Regions from separate parts of the Homo sapiens genome. Here region 2 is linked to region 1. Evidence: read pairs that join two places in POLR2A ChIA-PET (ENCODE). Cell type or tissue: MCF 10A. All regions are shown on one strand. Links, peaks and the distances in the headings refer to the core of each region. The heading gives the core; the rest is flanking DNA.

Region 1 (15,105 bases), core at 6,915-14,914:
AAGGTGTAACCCCCCCCGCCCCCCCCACAAATTGAAACAAACCTCAGGGGCTGTTATTCTGATTGAGGGCCAGGCTGGGCTCTTACTTATGCAGCTGCACTTGTTTCTTCTGGACCAGCTGGAATCCTGCTGCACCTGGGGGCTGAGGAGTCTCCGGTTCATCTGTGGTGAATACTAAGGTCCTCAAAGCTCCAGGGTGTGGTGGTGAAGGCTGCGCAATCACACAAGTATCAGAGATTCCTTGAACATCTGCTATGATGCGTGCTGCTACTGCAGTGGCCACATAGTTTGGAAGGATTGGGGATGCCTGAATTAGGTGGAGGTGGGAGCGGGAAGAACAGGTACTCTGGGGGTTAGGAGACCCTCTGAATTACCCTAATGGAGGCATTTCCCCTCTCTGGCCCTTGTCTTCCCTATCTGTAAAATGAAGACATGGGAGTGGAACAGATGTTTGTCTGTGGTTGAGCATGACATGCTCTTTGGTTTATGCAGGCCGCACAGCAGCCATCTAGACACACGCAAAGCAGCACAGCTGAGCTTTAGGACATCATGTGCTTCTGCAGTGACAACTGAAAAAAACTAAAAAGTGTTTTCCTGCTCCAGCCGGGACCTCCTGTTCCCAGCTGTCCTGGGACTGTGAATCATGCTGTGGGGGTTACAAGTCATGCTTCATGAACTCTCCCACAAGTGACCTCTCCGAACCTCAGAACTGTGGCTCCATGACACTAAAGATCTGGGGAGTCCCAGAGAACAGCCAGAGAACCACTGAGTCGCGGTGAGGTGTTAGAGATGCAAAACAAATGAGAGACTCTGGGGGCCTGTGGTCAGGTCAGATCCTGGGCCCTTGGGGGTGACAGACCAAGGGGATAAGGGCCAGTCACAGCCTCAGATGCTTTCTCAGCCATACGCCAATCCTTTAAACGTTGTGCCTCCATTTCTTCTCTATGGATTGAAACATGCAAAGGAAATACCTCCAAGGAAAGAGAATATCTTGGTTGGGTGTGGCGGTGGTATAAAAAATGGGCACGTGTACTCACAAACACAGTTTATTGAGGTATAGGAGTAAGTGTTGGCATTGCGACACCCTGCCTTGTCCTCCCCCACCCTGACTGGCCCAGTAAGCGGAATGATGTTATAATGATCATACTTGCCATTTACTGAGTACTTACTATAAGCTAGGCATGACTCTAAGCATTTTACTTGTATTAACTCATTTAGGCTTTACCACAATCCTATTAGGGAGGGACTGTCATCACCTCCATTTTATGGATGAGGAAACTGAGGTCCAGAGAGAGTGACTCACCCATGATCACACAGAAAGTAAGTGGCAGAGCTGTAATTTGAACGCAGGCACCCTGGCTCCAGGGCCTATTCTCTGAACTTCATTGGAATTGGGGGGAACTAGGTTCAGATCTTGCCTCTGTCACTTACTTTCAGGGTGACCTGAGAGAAGTTAAGTGAGAATTTGATAGTCACTGTTCTAGTGGATCCCTAGAGACCTAGTATCCTTCCAACTCACTAGGGAAACAGAAGGTGAACCTCAAGAGATAATGGAGACATCTAGCAGTAAAGGCTAAGAATTAGGTAGTTAGGAAGGGGAACTGCTCAGAAGTATAATTGCCTGGCACATTAAACAACAGCAAGCTAGATTCCACGTCTAAACCATATACTTTAAATTGCTTAGTTGTGTATAGATAGAGCTTCCTTATTTTATTGATTTGCACTCTGATTGGCTGATTGGATATGTTTCTTGCTAGTGACCCACTATATAGGATCATATTCAAGATTCTGGGGACCAGGACATAGATGTCTTTGGTGGTGGTGGTGGTGGGCATTATTCTGCTTTCCACACACATGAGGCTGACTTTGGGAGAGCGACCTGTTGAGGCTCACACATTGAGGCAAGGCACTACCACCGCCCGGTGCTCTTGCAGCTCTGTCACGGAGCACCCTGCCAGCACCTCTCATGGACAGTCTCCTTTGTTAGCCCGACACACAGCAGGCACTTAGTCACTGGCAAATAGCAATGATGGATAGTAGTGCCTTAAACAGGATGCTGGGGATTTGGCCTGGGCTTTCTCCTCTGCTAGCTCTCTGTTGGTTTCTAAGACTCTGTGATTGGCTGGGTCAGATGGTACGTGCGGTCTTACACAGCTCTGGCTGTGTTCCGATCTCTTTGAAATATCTTGGTGTTTTTCCATTTTTCCAGCCACAGAGGAGCAGATGGAAACTCAGGCAGGTCTGTAGTCTGTTAGGAAGTTTGGAGAGACAGGGGCCAGTTGGGGTGAAATGAGAACAGAGTGCTCCTTAGGGACTTTGGGTCATTGGAGAAAAGGCTGTGATTTGATTCATTTCACATTTTTGGTAGTTGTATGTCCTGTCCATTCCTTCCTCTGGCCCCTTTATTTGGACCAAAGGTCCCTGGTGAAATGACTGTGCTGGGTTGGTAAATGTTTGAGGCTGTTACACAGTGGGAGGAGAAATACTTCCAAGAGTAAATGTGAAGCTGGTATGTCCTTCTCATATTGGACTTGGCATGGGAAACCTGCCCCCACTTTTATCAGCCTCCCTGACCTCTTCTAAGAACAGAAAGATTCACATCTTGGGCAACATCACTGCTCCCCTCACCCCTGGTCCCTCCTCCCCACCTCAGTCCCCAGCTCCTGAGCACATGGAGTCAGAACTCGAATTTGAGCTTATCGGCCCAAGCAAATCAACAAGTGGGAATCCTAGAGGGCTTCGTTCTGAAAGGCCAGTTCTCTTCTGCCTGGTATGTACAGGGTGGGCTGGGGAAGAAAGAGCCCCCCATAATCCTTCCTGAATGTACAAAGAGCCCAGAAAATGATAAAATCAGAGGACATCATGTTATTTTGGAGATAGTGTTCTGACTTTTAGAATCACTGGGACTTTTGCAGGGATGAGGATTCTTTCTGGACCTCTTCAGTCAATTAGGTTCCACGAGTGAGCTCACATCTGAAATAATCTTCCCATATTCATTTCTTCATTGATTTCATATTTGTTGGCACTTGTGATATGCCAGGCCCTGTGATAGGTGCTGAGGACACAGCAATACACAAGAGGTGAGGCTTCTGCTCTCCCTGTGCTTGCGTTTGAGGGAGCAAATGAACAAGTCTTTAGCCTGATAGGAAAAAAGCCAATAAAAACAAACAAGCAACAAACAAGCTAATTTTAGATTGTGAAAAGCATATGCAGAAAATAAAACAAGATAAGAGTGATAGTTTAACAGAGTGGGTCGGGAAAAACTTTACTAAAACGTAACATTTAGGTTGAGGTCATGGACATTGAGACAATGGACAGGGGAGGAAAAGAGCATTCTGAGAAGGAACAGCAAACACAAAGTTCTTCAAGTGGGATCAGCCCCTGGGACACAGTTGTTAGGTTCCCCAGGCTACAAAGTGGCCAGTGTGGCCCCATCTAGGAACTTGAATTGCCCTCTCTGGCTTAAATGTTCCATTCTTCCTTGACAACCTCAGCAGCATCTTCTGAGGGTGGAGACTTTTTGGAAGGGGTCCTATAAGGTGGACAATGCTGGCAAACCCTCTAGTCCTGTGCCCTGGGAACCATCAGCCTTGTTCACATTCTGCAAAATACTTGAAGAGTCATGTATCTTTGGACGCCTCAGCATCAGTGACTTGGAGCTGGTTATAGCTGTCTGCTCTCTGGCCACCGTGGCTGGTGGAAACAAAACAGCAGCAGCATGGTCTGCCCAGAGTTCTGGCAGTGCTGGGCTAAGGCCACACCTGCAGGAAGCCACCTGCCTCTATCTGCCTTGTCTCCCACTTTGAGATAATTAAGCTTGCCTGCCAGCAGGCAGTCACTTCTTTTATTGCCTTCTTCCTCAGTGAACTCTGGCAGTAAAACCGGTTGGATAACCATTGGCAAGCTCTCAAAAGTTGACTGTTAGTTGCAGCTCGGATGTGGAGGGTGTAAGTTTCCGGTGGGAGGTTCAAGCTGGGGACAGCTTAAAATTTTTTTACTTAAAAAAACTTTTCACTGTGGTTTCCTACATTGGGCCCAGATCAGTCACGAAGCAGTCACGGCACCCTAACTAATGGCAGAGGCTTTGAACTCCCTTTTTTTTTTTTTTTTTTTTTTTGATACGGAATCTCACTCTGTCACCAGGCTGGAGAGCAGTGGTGTGATCTTGGCTAACTGCAACCTCCACCTCCTGGGTTCAAGCGATTTTCCTGCCTCAGCCTCCCGAGTAGCTGGGACTACAGGTGTGCACTACCACACCCAGCTAATTTTTGTACTTTTAGTAGAGGCAGGGTTTTACCATGTTGGCCAGGATGGTCTCCATCTCTTGACCTTGTGATTTAGGAACGATGCCGGGTTCACTAGCTCAGCTTAACTTCGTGAAGCCCTTACTGTGTACCAGACGTTGTCCTAAGTGCTTTATGCGCATTAGCTCATTTAACCTCCAGAGCATCCCTATGAAGTGGTTACAATTATTAGTTATTATTTCCATTTTACAAATTAGGAGACTAAAGCTCAAAGAGGTTAAACCTCTTGCCAAAGCCACCAGGACTCCATATGCTTCCAACACTTCATGTATCTCATCAACTCTGGGCTTTGTTGATAACATCTATTCTGCTCATCCTGCCTTTCCCCACAAGATCTGAGAGAGACATCTTGAAATCTCCCACTATAATTGCAGATTTGTCTATTTCTCCTTATAATTCTGAGATTAGGTACCTAAAAATAGAAAATCACTTTACCTTTTTGGTATCTTTAGTAATACTTTCTGCCTAAAAGTCTACTTGGCCTTATACTAGTAAGGGACTACCAGCGTATGTGATTCATGGTTACACGGTGTTTCATTTGTATCCTTTGACTTTTTAACCCTTCCAATCCCCATGTGTCTCTTATAAAAAATATATATGTATGTGTATATTTTATCCTTATTTATATGTACCCTAACGGTCCTTGTTAGTTTGGGTTTAAATCTACCATCTTTCTCTGTGCTTTCTATTTGTCCCCTTTATTCTAAGTATTTGTTGTTGTTTTTCTCCTCTCCTGTTTTCCGCTGGAAATTATGCACTCTTTGACTGATATTTTTAGTGGCTACCATAGAGGTTACAATATGCATCCTTGATTTAACAAAGTCTAATATGATTTGGTTCTTCTGCCCTTTCTTAGGCAATACAAGAAAATCAAAATACTTTAATTCTATTTCTTCCAGAATTTGTTTGTTATTGCTCTTGAATACTTTAATTCTGTATTTTTTTTTTCTGAAAATGTCTTTTTTTTTTTTTTTTTTTTTTGAGATGGAGTCTCGCGTTGTTGCCCAGGCTGGAGTGCAGTGGCACAATCTTGGTTCACTGCAACCTCTGCCTCCCAGGTTCAAGCGATTCTCTTGCCTCAGTCTCCCGAGTAGCTGGGATTACAGACGTGTGCCACCATACCTGGCTAATTTTTGTATTTTTAGTAGAGACAGGTTTCACCATGTTGGCTAGACTTGTCTTGAACTTTTGACCTCAAATGATCTGCCTGCCTTGGCCTCTCAAAGTGCTGGGATTACAGGTGTGAGCCACCGCACCTAGCCTGAAAATGTCTTATTGCACCATTATTCTTGGCAGTTATTTCTGTTCACCTCTTTGAAGAGATCATTCTGCTGTTTTTAAATTCCATTGTTTCTGTTGAGAAGTTGGTTGTCAATCTAACTGTTTCTCTTTTAAAGATATTCTGTCTTATTTCTCTTTATCTTTGGATCTCAGCAGATTTACTATATTTCTTTTCTTTTTTTTTTTTTTTTTTTTGAAATGGAGTCTCACTCTGTTGCTCAGGCTGGAGCGCAGTGGTGCCATCTTGGCACACTGCAACCCCCATCTCCTGGGTTCAAATGATTCTCCTGCTTTAGCTTCCCAAGTAGCTGGGACTACAGACGTGTGCCACAACGCCTGGCTAATTTTTGTATTTTTAGTAGAGACAGGGTTTCACCATGTTGGCCAGGCTGGTCTCAAACTCCTGACCTCAAATGATCTGCCCACCTCAGCCTCCCAAAGTGCTGGGATTACAGGCATGAGTCACTGTACCTGGCCAGATTTACTATATTTCTAATTATGGATTCCAATTTATGTATTCTGCTAGGAGTTCATGGGACATCTTTAGTATGCAAATTGGTGTCTTTCATCAGTTTTGGAAACTTCTGTTATTATTTACTCCAATATTGTTCTGCTTCATTCTTTCTTTTCTCCTTCTGATACTCCAGTATATTTATGTTGTACCTTGTCACTGTTTCCTCTATCTCTCTTACCTATTTCTTTTTCTGTATTTTCCATCCTTTTGTTTATCCTTACTTCATTCTAAGTATTTTCCCCTGATCTTTTTTCCAGTTTACTAATTCTCTCTTTTACTATGGCTAATCTACTGAATTTTTAAGCCTATCTACTGAATTTTAAATTTCTATTATATTTTTCAGTTTTAGAATTTTTATTTGGTTCTCTTTGTTGTTGTTGTTTTTCGAGACAGGGTCTCACTCTGTCACCCAGACTGGAGTGCAGTGGCCCAGTCATGGCTCACTGTAGCCCTAGCCTCCTGGGCTCAAGTGATCCTCCCACCTCAGCCTCCTGAGTAGCTGGGACTACAGGTGCACACCATGCCCATCTAATTTTAAAATTTTTTTTGTGGAGATGGGATTTTGCCATGTTGCTTAGGCTGATCTTGAATTCCTGAGCTCAAGTGATCCACCTGCCTTTCCCTCCAAAAGTGCTGAGATCACAGGTGTGAGCCACCACTTGTAACCTCTATTTGATTCTTTTAAAAAAATCTGTTTATTCTTTCTTATAATTTCAAATTCTCTGTCAAAATTCTCAAACTTGGAGTTTTTTCCTCCTTGAACATAGTAAGCTAAGTTATTTGAACTATGTGTCTGTCTGATGACTCCAATATCTGGAGCCCCGGTAGACTTTTTTTTCTATTGTCTGTTGTTTCTGATTATTTTGTTTTTATCATCCTGTCTTTTTGCATTCTTGATTAATTTTGGTTATGTGTTGGACATTATATTTGTAAACAAAACATAATTTGAGACCTATCATGATGATATTGCCTCCAGAGAGGATGTATATTTGCTTCTACCAAGCACCTGGAGATTCCTTAATTTAATTTCAGGAGCTATGATAATGCAAAGCTGAGTTGTAGTCTCTGGGAGGACTAGTATACTTCCAGTTCATCTTTAGCACTAAGGGTGCTTTTTAAGGTCCAAGCTCAAAGTGCAGAAGTTTTACTCTCCCTCTCTTGGCAGTCTTGGACTCCAACTTTTGTCCCCTTAGTCTCCTGAGTCAGTACTGCTCAGTCTCCATTCTCCGGTAGGGGAAAATGACAGGCTCTCCTCCCTGGATTTTTGCCTTCTCCCAGAAAAGTGGGACCAAAAAAACCTAAATGAAGCTTAGAGTCCTGCTTTTTCTCAAGCAATGAAGACTGGTAATTCTTCATTATTTCATTAGCTCTTAGTGCCTTCCATCAGGTTTTTTTGGTCCCACTTTTCTAGCTGTCTTCAGTAAAAGGACTAGTCCAAATTGTCTAGTTCACCATTACCAGAATCGGAAGTCCTGATCTTTATAGATTGCGTATCTCTTCTTAATTCTCTAAATATGGAATGGCCTTCAGCTGAAAACAGTGTTTGACCTGGACTTAGAAGAAAGCTGTGGGTCTGGTATACTCCATGCTTATACATTGGGTCTGTGTGGACTCTTTGGAGGTAGCTGTAGTGTAGTGGTAAGTAAGTGCAGAATCAGGATTCCTGAGTATGAATCCTGTTCACTTAGCTTTATGATCAATGGCTGGCTAACCTCTCTCAGTTTTAGTTTTTATAGCTGTAAAATCCCCACATAGGATTTTTGTGAAGTTTTAATAAGTTAATGAATGGGATTTGTTAAGCAAATACAAATAGTACAAATTTGTGAAATAAAACAATTTATTTTTGTTTTTACAAATTTAAACAAATACAATTTGTTAAGCAAATGCTGGCTCGTGTGATCCTGTGTTTGAGGAAATAAGGGAAGTGGTATTTCACTTCCCTGTGCTTCTTGAAGCACAGAGTCATAAGGAGTAAGTAATAGTAAGTCCTGAGAGAGTATCTTGCAAATACCAAGTACTTGACATATGAATAAATGAATGAATATCCTGGACAGAGTTACTTATCATGATAATACTGAACCAAAAATAAAAACAGTATTGTCCTGTCAGAGAGGAAAAAGTTGCTTGCTAGAGAGTCTGACGAGTAGATAACACAGGCTTGTTGCCTTGAATCCAGTTACCCTAAAACTATCAACTTGTAGGAAATTTTAATTTATGAAATTTATATAATTTTTATATAACTAGAAAACTTGCCAAATGGTGGGATTGGCCGAAACAATGATTCTTTCTTTTGCAAAAAGAACTTTTAATTGCTTAAGAAAAGTGGTCCCAGAAGTAAAATTTGATGTTTCCTAATCAGGCAGTAGGGCTTCCCTTTGCCTGCCTAAACTGGATCAAGTGGAGTACTTAAAAGAGGGGATGAATTTTTACCTTTGGAAAAGTAAAATTTGACCAGGTGCGGTCACTCTCCTTTGGGAAACTGAGGTGGGCGGATCACTTGAGGCCAGGAGTTCAAGACCAGACTGGGCAACATGGCAAAACCTTATCTCTACAAAAAATACAAAAATTAGCCAGGTGTGGTGGCGCACACCTGTAGTCCCAGCTACTCAAGAGGCTGAGGCACAGGTTTGCTTGAACCTGGGAGGTACAGGATGCAGTGAGCTGAGATCACGCCACTGCACTCCAGCCTGGGCAACTGAGCGAGACTGTGTCTCAAAAAAAAAAAAAAAAGAAAAAAAAGAAAAAAGTTTTTTTCCTCTTTCGTAGAAACTACATTGCTTTTCCCCCCACCTTATATTTGGTCTTGTTAGTGGACACAAAATAGTCATTTTGGGATTGTTGACTTTTCCATTGAATTGGCTAAGTTACTTAACCCCTATGGACTGAGGAGGAGCAATGATGTGTCCAGTTCACAGGGCTGGTGGTATAGGGCCTGTGATCTGATGGGATGGCATGTTTGGTGCTAGTGGCTTTTCTGCTGGTGAGCTCAGGGTGGTTTCCGTGCAGTTTCTTAGACAAACTTATATTGAACATATGTCAAAGTTTATTATTTGTTAAGGAGGCAAATAGCAGATAAAGTATGCTGGTTCAAAATAATGAGAGTTTAGACCTGATTGATGTTTTACTTCCTATGGTTATAAAAACATCATATTCTTATCAGTGATAGGCATAAATTTGTGACATAAATGGTTTGGGCCATATCCAACATGAACCATTAATAAGAAATATCAAGCAATATATCTGTGAGGCAAATGATAAATTAATCTATGACTATTATATTAGACATACCAAGAAACAAGGTTTTATGCACTCATGACAGAGAGGTCAAATAGAAGTCAGCTAGGAGAAGCTTAGAGTCCTGCTTTTTCTCAAGCAAATATTTCTAGTGTGCAATTAAAGATGCTGAAGATATGGTTTGCTTAGCTCTTATTTGGGAGACAAAATTTTTCTTTGACAGTAGGGAGAGGTGGAAGCGACTGGAACCCATGTTACATGGGGAAGAACAGTGCAGCAAAGGACACGTTTGAGTTTCGAGAAGAGTGAAACAGGGAGATAGAGCTCCCTGTGCCCTCTGACACCCGACTACTTCTATGGCCAGCCTTAGAATCTTGGAACAGTAGCTCTGGAAGGGCCCTTGGAGAACATTGCAACTTGTGGCTTTCACACTATGTTCTGAGGAGCCCAGGGGGTCGAGGGGAAACTGAATAGTAGCACTGCCCTACCAAGTAAGCCCGCTGCACTGAGCAGGCATGCCAAAGGACAGCTGGGAAAAGTTTTTTCCAATTTTTTCAGTTAGAAGAAAGAACCGACTTTAATTTCGTAACATGCAAAGTTTGTGTGTTATGGTGTAGTATTATTTTTAGTTTGAATTGCATATGTGAAGGGGGTGGGCACCCTCATCTCTAGTGCTTAGGGTCTCTGAGGATAATGTATTCAGCTCTGCTGGGTAGGTAGGACTGCACGCTTCCCCTGCCAGGCCCCCACTTTCCAGGCTCTACTAGAGCAGCCTTACTTTAGCTGTTGGGTATTGGGGTTAGAATAACAATTTCATTTGCAAAAGAGTAATATTAGTACAGTCTAGGATACAGGTTACAGAAGAATTTCATTTATTCATCTACTTGTTCTGTTTTGTTTTAGTTAGGGGCAGCGACACGATCAGATCTATGTATTTGAATGATTATTCCCTTAAGGAGTAAGACTGCAGGAGGGAGAAGACCCCCTGGACCTCAGTTTCACCATCTGTGAAATGGCACTCATTCTAGCTTTAATGTTCCAGGATTCTTGATTGTGGATGAGCCCCGAAGCCTGAGTTCCTGTATCTTACAGGCTTTGCTTATGAAAATCAGCCAGGGTGATTACGTCTTCCTGGCATTTGAAGTCAGGAAGACTGTTTGATGTTAAAGGGTTTACAGGAAAGGACTCTTGTGGGGTTCCTTTAGTCTAAGGCAGCTAGCTGTTGATGTAGTCAGGAGACCACAAAGAATGATTTATCCCGCCCCCGGTCCTCTAACAGTTTCAGTCTCCTGTGACTCATGCTTCTGTGTCTTAGACCTTGGGGAAAGTTACTCCATTTCCTAGGCTGAGACAGGGCCAGCCTGTGCTTCTGTCTCCTCTGCAAGCTCGGCAGATAATCCTATGGCCCTGGGGAGCTTTGTCAGAGGCTTCTCCTTCATCTGGGAACTTGCCCAGATCTGCCCAGCCTGGCTGCAGAGCACCTGGGAATCAATTCCCAAATCTTAATGCCAGAAAAGGCCTTAGGGGTCTTAAAGATTTGTTGAGTCCAGAGGTTCCCAAATCTGGCTGCACGTTGGAATCACCTGGACAATGGGAAAAAAGGGCTCCTCCTCATCCCCTTTGAGTCTAATTCAGTATGTATGGATTGAGACCCAGAAATCAGTGTTCTTTTATACTGTCTTAAGGTCACTTACCATGGTATGTGGCATTTGGTGACTGCTGATCTAGTCTCATCTCTTAATTTTATTTGATTTTAAAATTGTATATGTGTGTTTTTACTTTTTAAGATGGAGAATTATTAAGACAAAAACAAAAAAAAAGCCTCTTTGCCCCCTTAACCCAGTTGGCATAAAAAATTAGAAGTAATAAATGCTCATGTTGAGAAAATTCAAACGGCATAAAATCATGTTTTATGAATGAAGAATGAAAAGCAAAACCTCTTATTCCTAGTCCAGCTCCCGAAAAGGTAACCACTATTAACACTTTCTTGAGAGTACACTCAGAAAGTAATTTTCCTGTATATATCCTCGCCTATTTCCCTACTTAATTCTACAAAATCTGAACCAAAGGAATCATCCTATACACAAGTGTTCTGCACTTTATTTTTATTTTTTCCACTTAAAACTTTTGGAGTTCACTACAGATCAGATTCCTCTTAAATGACTAATAAATAAATTAATTTTTTTATCTCAGTACTTATTTATTCCTCCTGCCTAACTGAAACATAATACCCTTTGACCAGTATCTCCCCATTCCCCCGACCTTCCAGCCTCTGGTGACCACCAGAGGCTTTGCTTTCTGCTTCTATGGGTCTGATATTTTTAGCTTCCATATATAAATGAGAACTTGAGATATTTGTCTTTCTGTGCCTGGCTTATATCCTTTAGCATAATGTCCTCATGTTCATCTATGTTGTCACAAATGGCACTAATTTCCTTCTTTTCTAAGACTAAATAATATTCCATTGAGTATATGCCACATTATCTCTATCCATTCATGGTTAATAGACACTTAGGTTTATTCCATAACTTGGCTCTTGTGAATAATGCTGAAATAAACATGGGAGTGCAGAAATCTCTTTGACATACTGATTTCAAATCCTTTGGTTATATGCCCAGAAGTGAGATTACTGAGATCATATAGTGACTCTATTTTCAATTATTTGAGGAACCTCCATTCTGTTTTTCATAGTAGCTGTATTAATTAAGTAAATTAATATTTGTAATGCATTTGGAACAATGATTGATGTGGAGTAAGTACTATATACTTGTTAAATGAATGAATGAATGGGTGAGTGAATGAATACATGAAAATTGTTGCATGGCATCCCATTATACAGATATACCCTTCTTTATTTTACTATTAGTGGACACTTGTTGTGTCTGTTGCCTTAACAAATAATGCAGAAAGTAACATCCTTGTATGTATTTCTTGGGTACTCTCCTTTGGGTATGGTGATCAATACCTTACTTAGGGTGGCAACAGTGGACATGGAGCCAAGGGCATTAGAAAGGAAAAGTTAGTGATTAGATAAGAATAGGAAATAGGATTGCAATTAGGAATTTTGCTTGGAACCTAGAATCACAGAATTATCGACCTTACATTTGAAAGGACCTGCAGGAGATAGTTCCAGCCTTGTGCCCTCTGGGCAGGGAATGTATTATATCGATGGTTCCCAAGCTGAGCACTGAAGTGTCCTGGGAGCCCCAGTGAACTCACTAGAAGGAGGGGAGTGCTGCAGGATGTTTAAGATTTTTGACAGAAGTAGTGATATTTGACAACATCTCTCAGACACTTTACAAATGATTAGCTTAAGATAGTTCACAGTTTAACACTAATCTTACTACATGCCTTTTGTTAATGTTATAATTTATGAAGTTGATTAAAAAAATTATTTTTGAGATAGGGTCTTGCTCTGTCACCCAGGCTGGAGTGCAGTGGTGTGATCATGGCTCACTGTAGCCTGGACCTCCTGGGCTCAAGCAATCCTTCCACCTCAGCCTCCCAAGTAGCTGGGACTACAGATATAAGCCACCATGCCAATCTAATTAGCATTAAATTAGATTAAATTAGAATTAAAATCTCACTATATTGCTCAGGCTGGTCTTGAACTCCTAGGCTCAAGCAATCCTTCCACCTTGGATTCCCAAAGTGTTGGGGTTATAGGCGTGAGCCATTGCACCCAGCCTGAAGTTGATTTTTTGGTGGTTGCATGGTATGGCAAGTACTGGGCAAAAATTAATGTGAAATAATAAGTGAGGATGGCATTGTCCAATATTATTCCAAAGTTTGAAAAGTTACACAGTGTCCAGCAGGTGCATATATTCCATTAGTAACTAGTTAAGAATGAAATAAAAACTGTTTTTTTCAATTTGCGTGTATTTTTTTTTTTCAAACAGCTACTAAGTTGTTAGGCCATAAATACATATTAAGTTGTTTGATTGTGTCATCTATGATTTCTTTCAGCAGCGTTTTGTAGTTTTCCTTGTACAAAACACTGCTAAAAAGAAATCATAGATGATACAAACAAATGGAAACACATTCCATGCTCATGGATGGGTAGAATAAGTATTGTGAAAATAACCATACTGCCAAAAGCAATCTACAAATTCAACGCAATCCCCATCAGAATACCACCATCATTCCTCACAGAATTAGAAAAAACAATTCCAAAATTCATATGGAACCAAAAAAGAGCCTGCATAGTCAAGGCAAGACTAAGCAAAAAGAACAAATCTGAAGGCATCACACTACCTGATTTCAAACTACACTATGAGGCCATAGTCACCAAAATAGTATGGTACTGGTATAAAAATAGGCACATAGACTAATGGAACAGAACAGAGAACCCAGAAATAAACCCAAATACTTACAGCAAACTGACCTTCAACAAAGCAAACAAAAACATGCAATGGGGAAGTGACACCCTTTTCAACAAATGGTGCTGGGATAATTGGCTAGTCACATGTAGCAGAACGAAACTGGATCCTCATCTCTCACCTCATACAAAAATCAACTCAAGATGGATTAAGGACTTAACTCTATGACCTGAAACTATAAAAATTCTAGAAGATAACTTTGGAAAAATCCTTCTAGACATTGGCTTAGGCAAGGATTTCATGACCAAGAACCCATAAGCAAATGCAATAAAACAAAGATAAATAGCTGGAACCTAATTAAACTAAAGAGCTTTTTCATGGCAAAAGGAACAGTCGGCAGAGTAAACAGACAACCCACAGAGTGGAGAAAATCTTCACAATCTATACATCTGACAAAGGACTAATATCCAGAATCTACAACGAACTCAAACAAATCAGTAAGAAAAAACCAAAGAATCCCATCAAAAAGTGGGCTAAGGACATGAACAGACAATTCTCAAAAGAAGATGTACAAATGGTCAAAAACATATGAAAAAATGATCAACATCACTAATGATCAGGGAAATGCAAATCAAAACCACAATGCGATACCACCTTAATCCTGCAAGAATGGCCATAATAAAAAGAAAATCAGAAAACAGTAAATGCTCGTGTGGATGTGGTGAACAGGGAACACTTCTACACTGCTGGTGGGAGTGTAAACTAGTACAGCCACTATAGAAAACAGTGTGGAGATTCCTTAAATAACTAAAAGTAGGACTACCTTTTGATCCAGCAGTCCCACTACTGGGTATCTACCCAGAGGAAGTCATTATTCGAAAAAATACTTGCACATACATGTTTATAGCAGCACAATTCACAATTGCAAAATCATGGAACAAACCCAAATGCCCATCAATCAACAAGTGGATAAAGAAACTGTGAGATATACACATGATGGAATACTACGTAGCCATAAAAAGGAATGAATTAACAGCATTTGCAGTGACCTGGATGAGATTGGAGTCTATTATTCTAAGTGATGTAACTCAGGAATGGAACACCAAACATCGTATGTTCTCACTGATATGTGGGAGCTAAGCTATGAGGACGCAAAGGCATAAGAATGATAATTTGGACTTTGGTGACTTGGGGGGAAGAGTGGGAGAGGGGCAGACTACAAATAGCTGTTTCCAATCGTGTTCAATTCACTGAATCCTTAGTGTCTTAGTCATTTTTTAACAGCACCCTAGGTCAAAATAAATACCGAGCAGTTCCATTTATTAAGTAGTTAGGCTCAAACAATTTATTTATTTATACCTTTTTAATTTTATTTTTCCATAAGTTACTGGGGATGGAAACATATCCATCCCTGTACTCAGGTCAGTGTCCCAACGAAACCACACAGAATAGG
Region 2 (16,531 bases), core at 3,317-11,316, 310 kb after region 1:
CTGACAGCAATCAGTTTCTCTCACCTCTTCCCCCTTCCAGCCATGCATGGATTCCCTGAAGCTGCCTTCTCTGTTCAGGCCAGGGGATAGACACTGAGGAAGAAGAGGCCCTCAGACTGGGAATCAGTAGAGCTGACTTTGAATCCTGGCTCTGCTGTATGGCCCTAGGCAAGTTTTGGTCCTCAGCTTCCCCTTCTATAATGTAAAATATCAGGCTAGATGACCACTAAGGGACCTCCCATTCTGACATGTTAAGGAAGTCCAAAAGTTCAGAGGAAGGAGAAATCAGGATGAATAAAGGCGGATTGCCATTAGGCGGTTAGGAAATAAAAACACTAATAGCTAATATTTAAGCTTATCATATGCCAGGCACAGTACTCAGTGCTCTTAGATGAATTATTTCATGCATCTCTCTTAAGAACTGTATAAGACTGATATACTATTCTGCAAAAGAAGAAATGAGGCTCCTAGTGGGTTAAGACAACTGCTAATAAATGGCACAAGTAGAGTTCAAATATAAGTAATGTCTCCCGTGAGGATGTGGAGGAGATGAGACCTATACTGGATCTTAAAAGAGGGCAAAATTTGGGTATACACAAGGAAACTGTCACAGGACCACTCTTTTGATACGGAATTATCCAGCCCTACCTCATCCATTTTGACATCTCTGGTCTTGCTGCTGATGTTGTAGGGACAGGACTGAGCCAGTCTCATAAAAGCTATTTGATACTTACTTAGGGAATGAATGAACTTGACTCTGTGAGTTTCCTGGTTCATCAATTCTGTTGAAAGTTCCCCAAGAATAGAAACTCTTCATGCCATTAGGACCTAGCCCAGGATTTGGCAGATTTCTGGACCCCATCATAGAGCTAAGAAATCAGACTCTCTAACGAGGGGATCCCTAAAGGCAGCAGTTTAATTAAACTCCCTGATACTCCCCGATACTCCCCGTAGAGTTTGAGAAGCCAAAACTCTCAGCTGGATCTTCCAAATCCAAAGTGAGAATTATCTGCTCACATATAGGCAGCTAGGTAGAACTCACTGTCAGGAACTCACTGGTAGATACTGAGGATGCGTTTACTTCTCTGAGTCACCCAAGCATCAAATCTATGATTTTTGCAAAGTCCCACTCAAGCCAATGAAGTTACCTGCTTATCTGAACTTTGAAGACAGGCAGTTAGAAGAGGTCATAGAATCATAGTTTTTCAGATGTCTACTGGCTCAACAGCCTACCCAGAACCAGCACATCCTCCCCCAACCATTGGCAAGTGGTCAGCCAAGTTTTGCCACCCTATTTCAATGATGGGGAGCTCACTACCTTACAGGTAGCCCATTGCATTCTCAGTCGGCTCTCATTTAAAGCTCAGATCTGCCTTCTTCTCCTTTGGATGGGTGCCTATCAATGGCTGACAAATTCTTCCAAGGCCCTTCATGATCTAGCTTCTACTTACCATCCCTTCCCGCTCTAACCACCCCTAAGCATTCCTCAAATGTGCCAGCTCCTTTCTGCTTCTTCTTCTTTTTATTTTTTTTTTTTTTGAGACAGAGTCTCACCCTGTCGCCCAGGCTGGAGTGCAATGGTACAATCTCGGCTTACTGCAACCTCCGCCTCCCAGGTTCAAGCAATTCTCCTACCTCAACCTCCTGAGCAGCTGGGATTACAGGTGCGTGCCACAACTCCCAGCTAATGTTTTGTATCTTTAGTAGAGACAGGGTTTCACCATGTTAGCCGGGCTGGTCTTGAACTCCTGAACTCGTGATCCACCCGCCTCGACCTCCCAAAGTGCTGGGGTTACAGGCGTGAGCCACCGTGCCTGGTCTTCCTTTTTGCTTCTTTTGGCTTCCTTGCATATTCCTTGGCCCCTGGCTGCAGCACCTCCCCTCCACTGTGCCTTTCACCTGGCCAATGCCTGCTTATTTTCTCTGTCTCAACTTAAGTGTGCCTCTTCTGGGAAGTTTCCCTGACCTTCCCCACTCCTGCACTCCCCTCCAGACCACAGCAGGCCCCTTGTTCTGCATTTTCAAGCCCTGCCTTTCTCTCTCTCTGCAACTAGTTGTAATAAAATGATTATTGGTGCAGTTAATTTAGCATCTGATGAGAAAAATGGTTTTCAGCCAGGGATGATTTTGGCCCCCACAGGGCAACTGGCAATATCTGAAGACATTTTTCATTGTCACAACTGAGGAGGGAGTATACTACTGACATTTATTGGACAGAAGGCAGGGATGCTGCCAAGCAGCCTACCATGCACAGGACAGATCCCCATAACAAAAAATGACCCAACCCAACACATCAACAGTGTTCTCAACATGTCCATAGAGAAAACTCGTTTTGGAGTATAAGCCCCATGTGGTCAGGGACTATTTCTTCTTTGATTGTCACAATTTCACCAGTGCCTAGCAAACAGCAGGCAATCCATGAATGCTTGTGGAGGGAAGAAGAGAAGGAGAAGGAAGTGGGTCATAGAATGAAATGCTAGAACCCCATCGAGGGGGGTGATGTGTACAGTGTCCCCGACGTTGGGGAGAGTAGAGGACTGGGGATACACATGTAAAGAGAGCTGAGACTGGGCAGACAGACCTCGGGAGCCTTGAACACTGGGCTAAAGAATGTCGCCTCTGGCCGGGCACAGTGAGTCATGCCTGTAATCCCAGCACTTTGGGAGTCCGAGGCAGGCAGATCACAAGGTCAGGAGATCGAGACCATCCTGGCTAACACGGTGAAACCCCATCTCTACTAAAAAATACAAAAAATTAGCCGGGTGCGGTGGCGGGCACCTGTAGTCCCAGCTACTCGGGAGGCTGAGGCAGGAGAATGGCGTGAACCCGGGAGGTGGAGTTTGCAGTGAGCCAAGATCGTGCCACTGCACTCCAGCCTGGGTGACAGAGCAAGACTCCGTCTCAAAAAAAAAAAAAGAAAAAAGAAAAGAATGTCGCCTCCATTCTATAAGCAATGGGGGGGGGGGGCGCATAGGAGTCTTTCCACTAACATTAACAAAATACTTTTGTGGCCAAAAATGTTCTGATCAAACTGGCACTTCAGGAAGAGATCTGGGGACAGTGAGAAATACGTCTTGAGAAAGGGGATTTGACTTGTTAGTGATAGAGGCAGGTGTTAAATCCACAAATATCCCTCCTTATTTTACTGATGCACATGGGGTAACCCTGGTTGCAAACAGCTGTCTGAAGAGCTGGCAGCACCCTTTTTCAGACTGTGAGTAAATGGACAGGCCTCAAACTTTGAGGCCACAGGCATCTGCTTGGTGCCAGGCCAGCCACTATTACTGACTCACCATATGGCCTCATCAGTACTTCCTCTCGCCATCCCTCACCTTCCTCATCTGTAAAAGGGAGTAAATTCTCTTCACCCATTTATAACACTGAGCACAGCTGTGTGCACAAAAGGGCATCCATTAGGATAATTTCATAGAGAATATTATAGACCATGGGTTTGTTAACTTTAGTGTCCTTTGACCAGGGGTTCGCAATCCTGACTGCACATTTAAATCACCTGCAATCCTGACTGCACATTTAAATCACCTGGGGATCTTTCTAAACACGCGGACCCTCCAGGCCCCACCCCAGATTAATTAAACCAGAATCTCCGGGGGTGTGGCCTGGGCATGGGTATTGATAAAGCTCCCCCAGGTGATTTTGAGATGCAAAGTTGTGACCACTGACCTAGAAGCTGCTTTTTTTTTTTTTTGAGACAAATCTGCCCTTTTAACAGCTGGTTCTGATTCAGGTGATCCCAGGAACTTACTGTCGTTGAGTCACTGTGGTCTCCCAACTTGTTCCTTCTTTTTGTATCAGGAAGGTGACTTCTCAATACCAGGATAGGGACAACAAATTTCAGAATGTAGAGAGAATCCCTCTTTCGGGGAGTCACAGAACAGTATGTATGATGGGTGTGAAAGGAAAAGTTAAAACGCAAGCTAAGCCACTAAGTGGAGAGGAGGTATGTGTCATTCTATCAGCATTTGAAAAATGGGATTCAGGGAGGCCTTTTGCAAAATTGTGCTTTCCAAGGAAACTAATACAGGGTGGCATGTTGCAAGATTCTTGTCAAAGGAAGGGGATCCAAGTACAGATGTTGCAACACTGTGCTGCCAAAGGAAGTGGAAGCAAAGGAAGTGGCTTCTTAGTCTATCAGATCTGGAACAAAGCTTAGAGATTATCTTGACCAATCTTCTCACTGGATAGAAGGGGAAACTAAGGTTCAGAGAAGGGAAGGCTTGTGCCCAGGGGCAGCCAGGGAGTTACTGATGAGTTCAAATTGCAATCCAGGCTTCCTATCCACCACCTACCTGCTGCCCTTTCCTCTTCTCCCTGAATATCTATCCCCTCACTGTTTTGCTCTGGGTCCCTAGCCCAGCCTCCACATCCCCACCCTCTGGACAGTGCCCAAGGTCAAAGGATGAGCCTAAATCTGTGTGCCAGGATCTAAACCCACCAGATGACAGGGGCGAAAGCCAGCGGTGGCAGTGGCAAGCCGGAGAGGAAGGAGCAGTGTCTGATGATGTGGCCTGACCTCAGAAAGGAAACCTGGTTGGTCACCAGGGGGAATTTCCCCGGGTGAGGTCTCACGTCTATGCAAATATTGCACTGCAATTAACCTGGACCCTGGGATGGGAGAGAGAAAAGAGGAGAGGACACTGGGAAAGACAGAAGGGCAGGTAATAGGACCTGAACATTCCCAGGGTACCAGGCACTGTGCTAGGCTCCTCATGAAATTAATCTCATTTTGCCTCTAAAGTATCCTCCAATGTAGGAAAATTGAGTCTGAGGCCCAGTGAGAGGGTGCGTTGCCCAAGCAAAATCAGCACATTCCTACCCCAACGGGATACCAGGCCTCAGGGAGAAGTGATGATGGTGACGATAGATTTGGCGCTGCGGCTGCTGACAAAGGTGACAGTAATGAGGCTTGAGTCCGGGACTCTAGCAAGGTTTCATTTTAGGTTTCCATCTCACTCAACCAGGGGAGTTTTATCCTGGGAACGGCCAAAGGCAGCAGGAAGGTAGTGACCCTGACTCACCTTGGGCAAATCCCAGCACTCTGGTTTTTCAAAGCCCTGTGGGGGCAAGGGATGTGGTAGCTGGCACAGTTAACCCCTTCACCACCAGTTTCTAGAATGCTCCTGGAAAAGTGAACAGAATGGGATCCATACTTTTGAAGGAGAATCAATTTTTCTCTGCTACCTCTTTAAATTTCACTCGCTGTGCGCCTCACCGTATCCAGAAAGCCTTCCCCGGGGACTTCACTCGTTTTCCAAGGCTTGATCTCATTTACTGCCTGGTTCTCCAAGGAGCTAGTCTTGTCTCCCAGAATAGGATGCCAAGTAGGATCAGAGTTCAAGTCAGGGCTGTTGGGCTCGAAGTCTGCCCTCCACACAGCCTGGTTGGTTGTCCTCCTCTGATGGGCTTACACAACAACAAGCAGACTCCTGATTTCTGGAGGTGTGTGGGGCACACTAAGGCTATGCACTAAGAAAAGTGTGAGTGTGCACATGCCCCAGTGTGTGTGAAGAACAAGTTAGGATACATATGCGAGGTGTTTCCCACGTGCACAGCAACACACACACACACACACACACACACATAATGTCTGTATTTTTGGTTGTTATCAGCAAACTAAAAAAAAATTATTTTCTCTGTATGGTCAACAATGTGTGTCTCTGTATGTGTTACCAGCAGAATACCTTACACTCCTTTGTATTACCAGCAATGTGTTTCTCATTCTACTGTGTGCTCTGTGGGTATGGCTGGCAGTGACTGTAATTCTGTGTGACAAGCAGTATTTACGGGCCTTGAGTGGATAGCAGGCACATGGGAAAGTGGGGGAAGGAAATGTCAGTTCCCCACCCTCCCTACTTTCCTTTCAGGCCCTCCCAGGTCAAGGTCCATGGCCTTCAAGACGGCCAGGGAGGGGTTCTGCCTGCAGCTGGCAGCACAACAGGCAGATGGTGGTAGTTGGGAGGAAGGGGTGGGGCCATCCCACAGAAGGAAATGCATGTTCTGGAAATTTTAACAGCTGGGCCTGTTTGTGTGGTGGGGGGACATTCCCAGACAGCTCTTGTTTAGGGTTTTGTCAGTCCTTACCTAGCTGAGAGGAGGGCAGTGGGACAGCCTACATCAGGGACCTCTGTCCTCATGTCCTTCTCTGAGTTCTTAGGGAATGGAACTTGGCTTCACATCTGCTTCCTCCCCGCTCACTCCCCATGGCACTTTAGGGCCCTTTTCCCTGTTTTCTCGCTCCCCAGTGTCCTTCTCTTTTCTCCATCTCTGCATCCTCTGTGCTGGCTTGTGTCCTCATCCCCCCGACACCTAGGGACCCCAGCTGCTGGTCCTGTCTCCTCCATGCTGGTCCCTGGGGATATCTTTTCTAAAGGACATCTCTAATCATATAATCTCCCTCCCTAGCACATTCAGGGGCTAGCCAGTGCCTGGAGGATAAAGTCCATACTCTTCAGCCTGGACTCAGTGACCTTCCCAGAGGGCGTCCTCGCACAGCGGGTGACGGGCCCCAGCACTCCCACACACCTCTCCTTTCCCAGCTCTGCGCCTTTGCTTCAGCCATTGCCTCTGCCTGGACACCCCTCCCTCCTTCAGTAGTTTCTAATGTAAGAGCTTCTCTAACCATCTGCTGAGGTGCTCTCAAGTGTCCCGTTCTCCAAGGAGCCTTTGTTAGTCCTCCCTGTGGTTAATTCATCGCTTCTGCACTCAGTGTCCCTTGCTTGGTTGAGATTTTTCTTTTTCTTTCTTTTTTTGTTTTAAGACAGTTTTGCTCTTGTCAATCAGGCTGCAGTGCAGTGGTGTGATCTTGGCTCACCGTAACCACCGCCTCCTGGGTTCAAGTGATTCTCCTGCCTCGGCATCCCAAGTAGCTGTGATTACAGGTGCCCGCCACCGCAACTCGGCTAAATTTTTTTTTTGTATTTTTAGTAGAGATGGGGTTTCACCATGTTGGCCAGGCGGGTCTTGAACTCTTGACCTCAGGTGATCCACCCACCTCGGCCTCCCAAAGTGCTGGGATTATAGGTGTAGCCACTGAGCCTGGTCTGGTTGAGATTTTTCTAATAATCTTTCCCCACTTAGCTCTCTGTGTAGCAGGCATAGTGTAGAGCATCAGACTCCCCCCTCTGACCCTGATTACTCTTCTCTAAAATAGAATCCTGCCTATTATTGATAATAAAGAGCTGATATACTGAGTCCTTCGTATGTTCTAGACAGTGTGCTCAGAAATAAACATGCATTGCCAGTACAGACAGGTCAAGTTACTTATTTACTTCTACTAATAGTGGTGGATGGGATTTGAACCCAGGCCTGCCTGCCTCCACAGACTTAACCACTGAGCAGAGGGCTCAGTTATGTAACTACAATTTCCCACTTGCCTCACTCCAACCCTAAAGTGGGGAAATCTGTAGGAAACCCAGGTTCTGGTGGGGAATGAAGAGGCATGTTAGAGCGCTGTTTTACCGCTTCTGGGTTCCGAAATTCAGGTTGGGCAACCCGACCCTTCTCCCTCCCATGCTCAGCTCAGTCTGGCTTCCTCATCAATAGGTAAAGGAGGAAGTGTCAGCAGAGAGAGCAGAGCCTGGAATCAGGACAGCTGCGTTCTAGCCTCAGATCTGGCACTTACTAATACAATGGTCACAATCCTGTCTCTGGGCCTCAGTTACCAAACCTGTGAAACGAGAGGGTTGGTTGGGGCCATCTCTAAGACCATTTCCAGTGAGTCAATCCATGATGTACTGTCTATGTCTTCAGGCAGTATGTTTCACCACTTGGAGCCCAAGTTTCCTCATTGGTAAAAAGAGGGTGATCACCCCTATAATACTGCAAAGGAAGTAACGGCCATGGAGGCAAAGCTTCTCAAGTGGGATTATTCTGGTGGCGACTTATTGCTTGCAGCTGTGCTGGGGCACCATGAATATAGGGGGATTTCTTTTTTTTTTTTGAGACACAGTGTCCCTTGGTAGTCCAGGCTGGAGTGCAATGTCACGATCATGGCTCACTGCAACCTCCGCAACCTGGGCTCAAGCGATCCTCCCACCTCAGCCTCTCGAGACTGCAGGCATACACCACTACCTCCAGCATTTTTTTTTCCTATTTTTTGTAGAGACGGGGTTTTGCTACACACAGGCTGGTCTTGAACTGGGCTCAAGCGATCTGCCCACTTTGGCCTCCCAAAGTGCTGGGGTTACAGGCACGGGCCACGGCACCTGGCCATAGGGAAACTTTAAACAGCCAGCGGTTCCCACACCACCGCCACGGGCAGGAGGTTGAGTGGCAATTCCTAAATAGCTGCTCTCTGCTCAGGTTAAAAGGGCACCCCCCCTCCCAATGGGCAACTTCCTTCGGGTATTTCCTAGTGGCCCCAAAGACCAAGATTGGCCCATCCCAGTTCAGAGCTTGTAACAGTTTGCCCTAAAGGGAAAATGCAAGGCTCAAGGCAGGAGGGGGAGCAGTGAGGAGCTAGAGAGTATTGAAGCCCACCTCCACAGGTGACGACAAAAGGAGAAAACACAGGGTGCTTCTAAAAGCACCGGCCCTGGCCGGGATGGCAATTCCAGTTCTGTCTGCTGCTAGCTTGCTATGTACCCTGGGCCAGTTGCTTCCTCTCTGTGGAAGTGACAGTTGTTTCATCTGCAAGTGAGGGAGGGAGGTGAGAATTTCTGAGGGCCCCTTCTACCCTTAGAACATCACAGCCAGCCTCCCTTTCTCCCACTTTGAGACAGCAGCGGTTTGGGCTTCTGCTTTCTCTTTCCTTTTAGTTTTAAATTAGCCCCCATCGCTTCTCCCGATTAAACTTTGGCCACAGAAGCAATCTCCAGTGTCATTTTGGAGAGAGCTGAGCAGGAGGGACACTCAGTGGAAGCTCCTTAAGCACCAGAACCACATTGGTTTGTATGTTTTGCACCTAGCACGTGGCATGGAACATAGGAGCCACTCATTAAGTGTAAACTGCATGCATGCATGAATGGGGTGCTCTGGTTCAGAACAGTGGCTACTCTCCTCCTCTGCTAAAACTCCAAGAAAAAAATGTGGTTTGTTCAGCTGGCACCGAGCTCTTAGTAGGACCGTTGCAAAAGGCTCCCGAATGGCACCCTGCCTTCCTACATTTGTCCTCAGAGCATAGCTAGACGCACACCTTCCCCACTCAAGAACTCCAAAGGCTTCCCCTAGGTTATCAGAGAAAATCCTGACATTTAAAGTCCTCCTTAATTGGAGACAAACTGTCACTTCTCATCTTGTCTACCTCACCTCACAAACTCTTAGGGTTTCCTTCCTGCTACCGACCAGTACCAGAATGCAACTACCTTAACTGAAAATTATGTGGAAAATGCATGCTGAGGCATTAGGGAGGCATCAGACAGCTACTGCCCGATTTTAGCTGTCCTCATTCCTGGTTTCTAGGCCTCCTCTTCTGTGTTCCCCTCAGCTCCATGGGCTCTCCTCACTTCTATTCCCTGATTCCACTCTTCTTTCCTTTCTGCCCCAAGCCCATTTCCCTCAGTATATATTTTAAGGCACTTTTCTTTTTGGGTTCAAATGCCTTTGTGATCTGCAGCTGACGGACTTCATGAAATCAAAGCCATAAAGCATCATGGGCTCCACCTTTCAGCCCCTACAACTGAGCCTGGTTCGGGGCAGGTAGTGAGACTGACTCCGAGCCAGGCACGCACCCTGCCAAGCACCTCCACGTGGTGCCTCCTTTTATTCCCACAAGGCTACAGGATAGGTGGAATTGGAATGAGGAGCCCTGTTTTACAGAGAAGGAAACCGAAGCTCCTGTGCTGACGGTCAGTTAGTTACAAAGGTCTTAATCCAAAACTCTGAACCATTTTGTTAATTTATCTTTCAGTAACAGTTCAATTAAGTTAGACAAATATCCCAAAAAGCTCTTAGCTGGCCCTCAAGGCACTTGAGTTCACAGCCCAGAAGAAAGGAAGTAAAGACACGGTAAGGTAACTTTTCTTTGTTTCAGACTCATTATGTCAGAGATTAAGAGAGAGCTCTTCAAAATTGTTGGATCCAACCCCCCACTATAAAGTTGGAGTAACTGAGGCCCAGTGAGGGCAATGGCTGGTCTGAGGTCACAAGTGAGGGAGGGACGAGACCAGACTCTCTCACCTGCCTGTTGCTGTCTTCACAGCTATGAAAACAAACACATGCGCCGCGCACGGTGGCTCACGCCTGTAATCCCAGCACTTTGGGAGGCCAAGGCGGGTGGATCACCTGAGATCAGGAGTTCGAGACCAGCCTGACCAACATGGAGAAACTCCATCTCTATTAAAAATACAAAATTAGCCAGGTGTGGTAGCACATGTCTGTAATCCCAGCTACTCGGGAAGCTGAGGCAGGAGAATCGCTTGAACCCGGGAGGCAGAGGTGGCAGTGAGCCAAATTCATGCCATTGCACTCCAGCCTGGGCAACAAGAGCGAAAGTCCATCTCAAAAAAAAAAAAAAAGAAGAAAAAGAAAAGAAAGAAAAGAAAACAAACACGCGCTAACCTGCAATAAACTAGTCTGGTCAGCCAGGGTAGGGAGAAGTGCCCTTTGGCCAGCAGCCAGCCCCATGCCATGGTCACTGGACAATCTTAGACCAAAGCCACAGACCAGAAGTAGGGCAGCGGGGGAGGGAAGGCAGAGGAACTGCAGTTGCGCCTACTTGCTTATCAGTGACCTGCATGAAGGAAACTTTCCATGCACCTCTCCAGATCAAGATCACATCGGGCACCCTTGCATAGTTCAAAAGAGGAAGTTTGGGCTTGGTTGAAATGGATGAAGAGCATACAGAAATGTCCAGACAGCGAGAGGGGATGAGGGGGAACCTGAGGCCCGGAGCAGGGCTGGGCCAGCCTTCCCAGGCTTGCTGCAAACTCAGATTCTCCTGTGCGCTTCCCGGGAAACACCTTGCAAGAATTTAAAGACGTAACTCGCTCCTGGACAGACTTTACAACCTCAAGCTCTAATGAGGAAAATCCAGGCTGCAGGCTCTAGGTAGAAGACAGAGGCCCTCACTGGAAATGTGTTTATGTGTTTGTGTATCTCTTTTTATTTCTTCCTTAGAAATAAAAAGTGTCAAGGGAATGAATCGGAGGCATACTTTAGGAAGTTAATGTTAGAAGGGAAGCCAAGATTTTTTTGTCCAACTGTCTCATTGTAGATAAGAAAATAGAGACTCAGGGAGGGAAAGGGGCTGGCCTAAGGTCAGAAACAAGTGCATGGCAGATGCAGATTTGAACCCAGGCATCCAAATTCCTGGTCCAGTACTCTAGCGCGGCCTGGATGGAGATGGGTGGTGAAATGGATGGGAAGATTTGTCAGTTTGCCCCAGCACATTTACTATCCTTCCCACCACCCCGCCCAGCACATTCAACTGGCCCCTGCCACCAACCCCCTCATTCAAAGTACAGACACTACTCATTTTACAGACAGAGGTTCAGGATGTTTTTGGATCTGACATAGCCCAAACCAGGGCAGAGGCTGTAGCAAGGGGAGGAAGCTGGGAAAGCCTGAGGGTCAGAGGGGAGTGGAGGTGGACAGGATCTATGGCTACGGTTTTTCAGCCGCTCAGCCGTGCTGGGCCCTCGATGGCCCGTGGGAGTGGGAGCGTTTCCTAAGCTCCACTGAAGATAAGAGCCCAACCCAACCCCTCCCCCCACCCCTGCCCCTTCCTTAGTCTCTGGAGCTGGAACAATCAGGCTTGGCCATGGCGGCTGGTGCTGATAACCATTTCTTGGCAGAAGTGCCCGCCAAAGCTGTGGCCCTAGTCCTCACCACCACAGAGAGCCAGCAAGGCCTTCAGGAAGTCTCCGGAGGTGTCACCCTGGCAGAGGCAGAGAGCAGAGTGAGTGAAAACAGTCCTTCCAGTCTCAATGCCCCCTCCTCCCGGCTGCCCATCTGTCTGGACATCTCCCTCGGCTTCTCTCCATGACCAACATAGGATCCCATGCCACATGTAGGCTACTGGGATCTCCCAGACACATAAATGTGACCACGTCCCTTTTGTTTATCCCCAGGAAGATATGCAAGCTCCCGGCCTGGCTTCAAGGCCCTTTGGGATCTGACCTGTGCAGAGCTCTGCAGCTTCACCTGTTCCTTTCCCCCAGGAGCATCTCAGTCCTCTCTCCACCTGTCACTCCCCTGTCCAACATGCCCCTGTGCACCCCCAATCCCATTTGCCAGCAGGGCCCTCTCCTCTGAGAAGCACTCTGGCCACTCTCTTGCGTCAGGAGGCACAGTGAACTCTGGCCTCCCTTGGTTCCCCTGGCACTCTGCTGATACCCTCCCCCATGGCCCTTGGCATATCGTGTTAGGTGATTTCTTATTTGAACAAACAACATTGAGTGCTAACTGCCAAGCCATTGCTGGGAATGGGTACAAACACCATCACGCTCACCACACATCACAGTGGTCTGGTATACGTTCAGACTGGGGAGGCCAAACTTCCTGACCCATGGTATGGTATGGATCTCCCTTCTGAGGGACTCCTATCATTGTTATGAGACATGGTTTTCGGGATTTTGTTTGTCCTTGTATTTTTTGATGTATGATTTTAAAACATAATATAGTATCAAAATGTGCCAACAATTTACTTACATTCCTACTAAGTCTGTAAGAGACTGCCTCTGAGATGCCCATAGTCTCGTTAGCCAAGTAGAACCAAGCATCAGACTTTAAGATCTTGGCTGATCTCAAAGAGCAAAAATATAAGCTCCATATGTCAAAAAAGTCAGACGCAGCCAGGTGTGGTGGCTCACACCTGTAATCCCAGCACTTTGGGAGGCCAAGGCAGGTGGATCACTTGAGGTCAGGAGCTAGCAACCAGCCTGGCCAACACAGTGAAACCCTGTCTGTACTAAAAATACAAAAATTAGCCAGGCATAGTGATGCATGCCTGCAGTCCCAGCTACTCGGGAGGCTGAGGCAGGAGAATTGCTTAAACCCAGGAGGTGGACGTTGCAGTGAGATGAGATGGCACTGCTGCACTCCAGCCTGGGCGACAGAGCAAGACTCCGTCTCAAAAACAAACAAACAAACAAAAAGTCAGACACAAAGGGTCACATATTAGGTGATTCCATTTATATGAAATATTCAGAAAAGGCAAATCTACAGAGACACAAAGTAGCTTGGTGGTTGCCTATGGCTGGGGATGGAACTAGATAAACAGGTATGAGAGAGCTTAGTGGGATGATAGAAGTGTTTGGAAACCAGCTGCATTATGGGAATGGTTGTACAACTCAGTAAATTTACTAAAAACTGTTGAATTGTACCCTTAAAACAGGTGAATTTTATGATATGTAAGTTTTTCGTTTGTTTGTTTGTCTGTTTTTGAGATGGAGTCTTGCTCTGTTGCCCAGGCTGGAGTGCAGTGGCGTGATCTCAGCTCACTGCAACCTCTACCTCCTGGGTTCAAGCGATTCTCTTGCCTCAGCCTCCTGAGTAGCTGGGATTACAGGCATGAGCCAACACACCCAGCTAATTTTTGTATTTTTAGTAGAGACAGGGTTTCACCATGTTGGCCAGGCTGGTCTTGAACTCCTGACCTCAAGTGATCCACCTGCCTTGGCCTTCCAACGTGCTGTGATTACAGGTGTGAGCCACCATGCCTGCCCATGATATGTAAGTTATACTTCCATAACATTGCTTTAAAAAAAGCAAAAAATGGGCTCTTGTTTTATTTGGAAATCTTTAATTATAAACCTTTGATTCTTTTGGAATTGATTTCGGTATAAACAATGCAATACAGACCCCCTTTCATTTCAATATCCTGGCTGTTCTAAGCGGTAACCCACTGGAAAAAAGTCCATGGGAATAAAGACTTCTAATCTTATATTAGGGATCTGACACTCACCCGCTTCCTGCTAACCTCTAGCCCCTCCCCTTACCTCAATGGCTTGGTGGAGAGACTTGTCATATTTCTCAATGAATTCCCTCCGGATGTTGAGCAGGTCAATCTCACTGCGGGATACCATGATCCTGGTCAGAGTCTTCTCATCTGTGCCAGCACCCTGGTGGAGCCAGGCAGGAGGGAGACACAGGCGGAAGGAGAGATAGAGCCCAGTCAGGCAAGAAACAGTGGTATCCCATCTGCCTTTCTCCCTTGTTCCTTCCAAAAACAGGGCGGATGTTCCACCTCTGTCTTCTGCAAACAGTCCTGACCAAAATCCCTCTGTGCCCAGGACTGGCCAGACTGACACGCAAAAAAGATGTGTGTGGGTTGAATAGTGTCCCCATGTCCACCTGGAAACTCAGAACATGATGTAATTTGGAAATAAGGTATTTGCACATGTAATTAGTTAAGATGAAGGCATACTGAATTAGATTGAAGCCTAAACCAATAACCAATATCTTTAGAAGAGGGAGGGCACAGACATACACACAGAAAAGTGGCTAGGTGAGGACAGAGGCAGAGACCGGAGTGATGCATTCACAGCCAGGAAACACCAAGGACTTCTGGCAACCACCAGAAGCTAGGAGAGGCAGGGGAGTGCTTCTCCCCCAGAGCCTCCAGGAGGACCCAACCCAGGCGACACCTTGATTTTGGGCTTTTGGCCTCCAGAACTATGAGAATAAATTTCTTTTGTCACCCAATTTCTGGAATGTGTTACACCAGCCCTAGGAAACTACCACCGGGCCCAAGGAGCAGGCACAGGGCATGGAATGTGTGGGCAGCCAGAGCTGCCTCTGCCCCCAGGGAGCGACAAGCACCAGCCTAGGAGTCAGAGCTAGGTTCGAGTCCCAGCTCTGCCTCTTAGGAGCTATGTAAATGTGGGCAACGTTTTACCCTACCTAGGCCTGAGTTTCCTCCTCTATCAAATGAGGATGCTACCACAATTTCACAGGACTGCCATGAGGGTCAGCTGTGGTCAGAGAGATGAAGCCCTTGGCACAGGCTTGACACATCGTGAGTGCTCAATGAATGGCTGTCACATTTGGAGACTGTAGGGTGAGGGTCTCAGGTTCCTTCCTACCCTCCCACCTGCCCAGGCTATCTGCAGTTGAGACTCCAGTGGCTGAGAGGGTGGCCAGTGTGGCTTGGGCTCTCCCAGAAGGGCAGGACTAGACTCAGAGGGGAGCGCTTGTGACCTTTGATGACTATTTGTCCTAGGAGACCCTGTGTCCCCGGATAGATTGTGAGCTCTGAGAGGGCAGAGACTGTGTCCTACCCAGCCCTGTGTGCCTCCAGAGCACATTTCTCAACCTTGGCATTTGGGGCTGGATAATTCTTTGTTGCGCAAGCTTATCCTTTGCACTGAGGTTGTTTAACAGCATCCCTGTTCTGTCCCCACCAGATGCTGGTAGCAACAATCTCCAAGTTGTGATGACCAAAAATGTGTCTGGATATTGCCAAATATCCTCCGGGGCGGGGGAAGGCGGGGGAAATCACCCCCAACTGGGAAATACCATCCTAGAGCCAGACAAGGGCAGATGCTAATAAATGTCAAATGGGAAGAAACAGCTGCCAGGAATCCTGATCTGGGGGATGGTGCACATCTGTGTGTTTGTGTGTGTATGTAAGTCAGTGCTTGAAGGGAAAGGAACGCCAGCATGTTTTCTTACCTTCATGGATTTGTAAAGTTTGTCGGCAAAGAAGAGAGGCTTGTTCTTGACACTTTGAACTGGTAGGAAGAGCAGAGAGATGCGGGGAACGTGGTCAGAGGCTGTGAACCCAGACTCTGGACCGGCCTCCCCCATCTCCCCACCTCGTCTATCCCTGCATGGGTCTGCAGATCATTGTCAACCCCAGGGTCATGCTCAGACGACACCTTTGCTCCCCTTCCCCATGCTTCCTCCTCTGGCCCATCCTTAGGCCTGGCTCTCAATTGGTTGCAACTCTCTTCCTTCTAAGGTGCTTACAGCTAACCAAGGTCAGGAGAGGATTCAAAGGTAATTAACTCCTCATGAACCCAAGGCACGGGGCCTCAAATTTTTAAATGCATTGGAATCACCCAAAAAGCTTGTTTAAAACTCAGGGTTTAGGCTCCACCCTAAAGATTCAGATTTTGGAAAGATTTTGAGCAGTGGTTCTCAAAGTGTGGTTTCCGGACCAACAACATTAGCATCACTTGAAAACTTGGAAGAAAGGCAGATTCTCATGCCTCAGATTCCAGATTCCAGAGATGCTGAATCTGAAACTCTAGAGGTGAGTGACCAGCTTGTCCTAGTTTGCCTGGGACACTCCAGGTTTTATTAGGTTGGTGCCAAAGTAATTACAATTTTTGCCATCACTTTCAATGGCAAAACTGCAATGACTTTTGCACCAACCTAACAGCACTGAAAGCCTTGCGCAAATCAGGATGGTTGGCCACCCTACTCTGGTGCAGCCTAATGCTTGAGAGTTACTGATTTAGAGAAATATTGCTCCAAAGAATGACTGTCCGTTGGTAAAATTTAAGGGACCATGCAAATCCCTGGGGCTGAGTGTTTCCCCAGGGCCTGAACAATCTTGCAGGATTGGCAGCCCCTGCTCCCTACCCTGGCTGCAGATAATGCCTGCCTGGTTTCACCAACCCCGCCCTTT

The links. ChIA-PET counts read pairs that join two places held together with the same protein. Peaks named below come from ENCODE experiments on the same cell type or tissue, not always from the same donor. Only the 100,000 strongest peaks of a DNase experiment are listed, where the experiment ranks them.
Region 2: POLR2A ChIA-PET joins it to region 1 with 5 read pairs; 5 of 35 experiments call an interaction of 5 or more read pairs at or near these places.

Annotation. Positions count from the first base shown.
Region 1 is chr5:150,779,821-150,794,925 of GRCh38, forward strand. The region is part of intron 1 of SMIM3 (small integral membrane protein 3); the gene reads left to right. LOC124901110 reads right to left here and starts at 581. Exons shown (of 2, transcript XM_047417995.1): 1 at 87-581. RefSeq lists enhancers at 1-320, 9,335-10,314, 10,315-11,293. In MCF 10A, for the core only: no CTCF peak of the experiment used is centred there; a DNase peak (open chromatin) is centred at 10,641.
Region 2 is chr5:151,089,675-151,106,205 of GRCh38, forward strand. It overlaps ANXA6 (annexin A6), which reads right to left. Exons shown (of 26, transcript NM_001155.5): 24 at 15,571-15,629; 25 at 13,896-14,018; 26 at 11,032-11,833. The coding sequence ends at 11,774. Among named protein-coding and RNA genes, the nearest start is that of TNIP1, 17 kb to the left of the region's middle. RefSeq lists enhancers at 4,321-4,730, 4,365-5,564, 8,732-8,841, 9,032-9,081. In MCF 10A, for the core only: no CTCF peak of the experiment used is centred there; DNase peaks (open chromatin) are centred at 4,037, 4,557 and 5,007.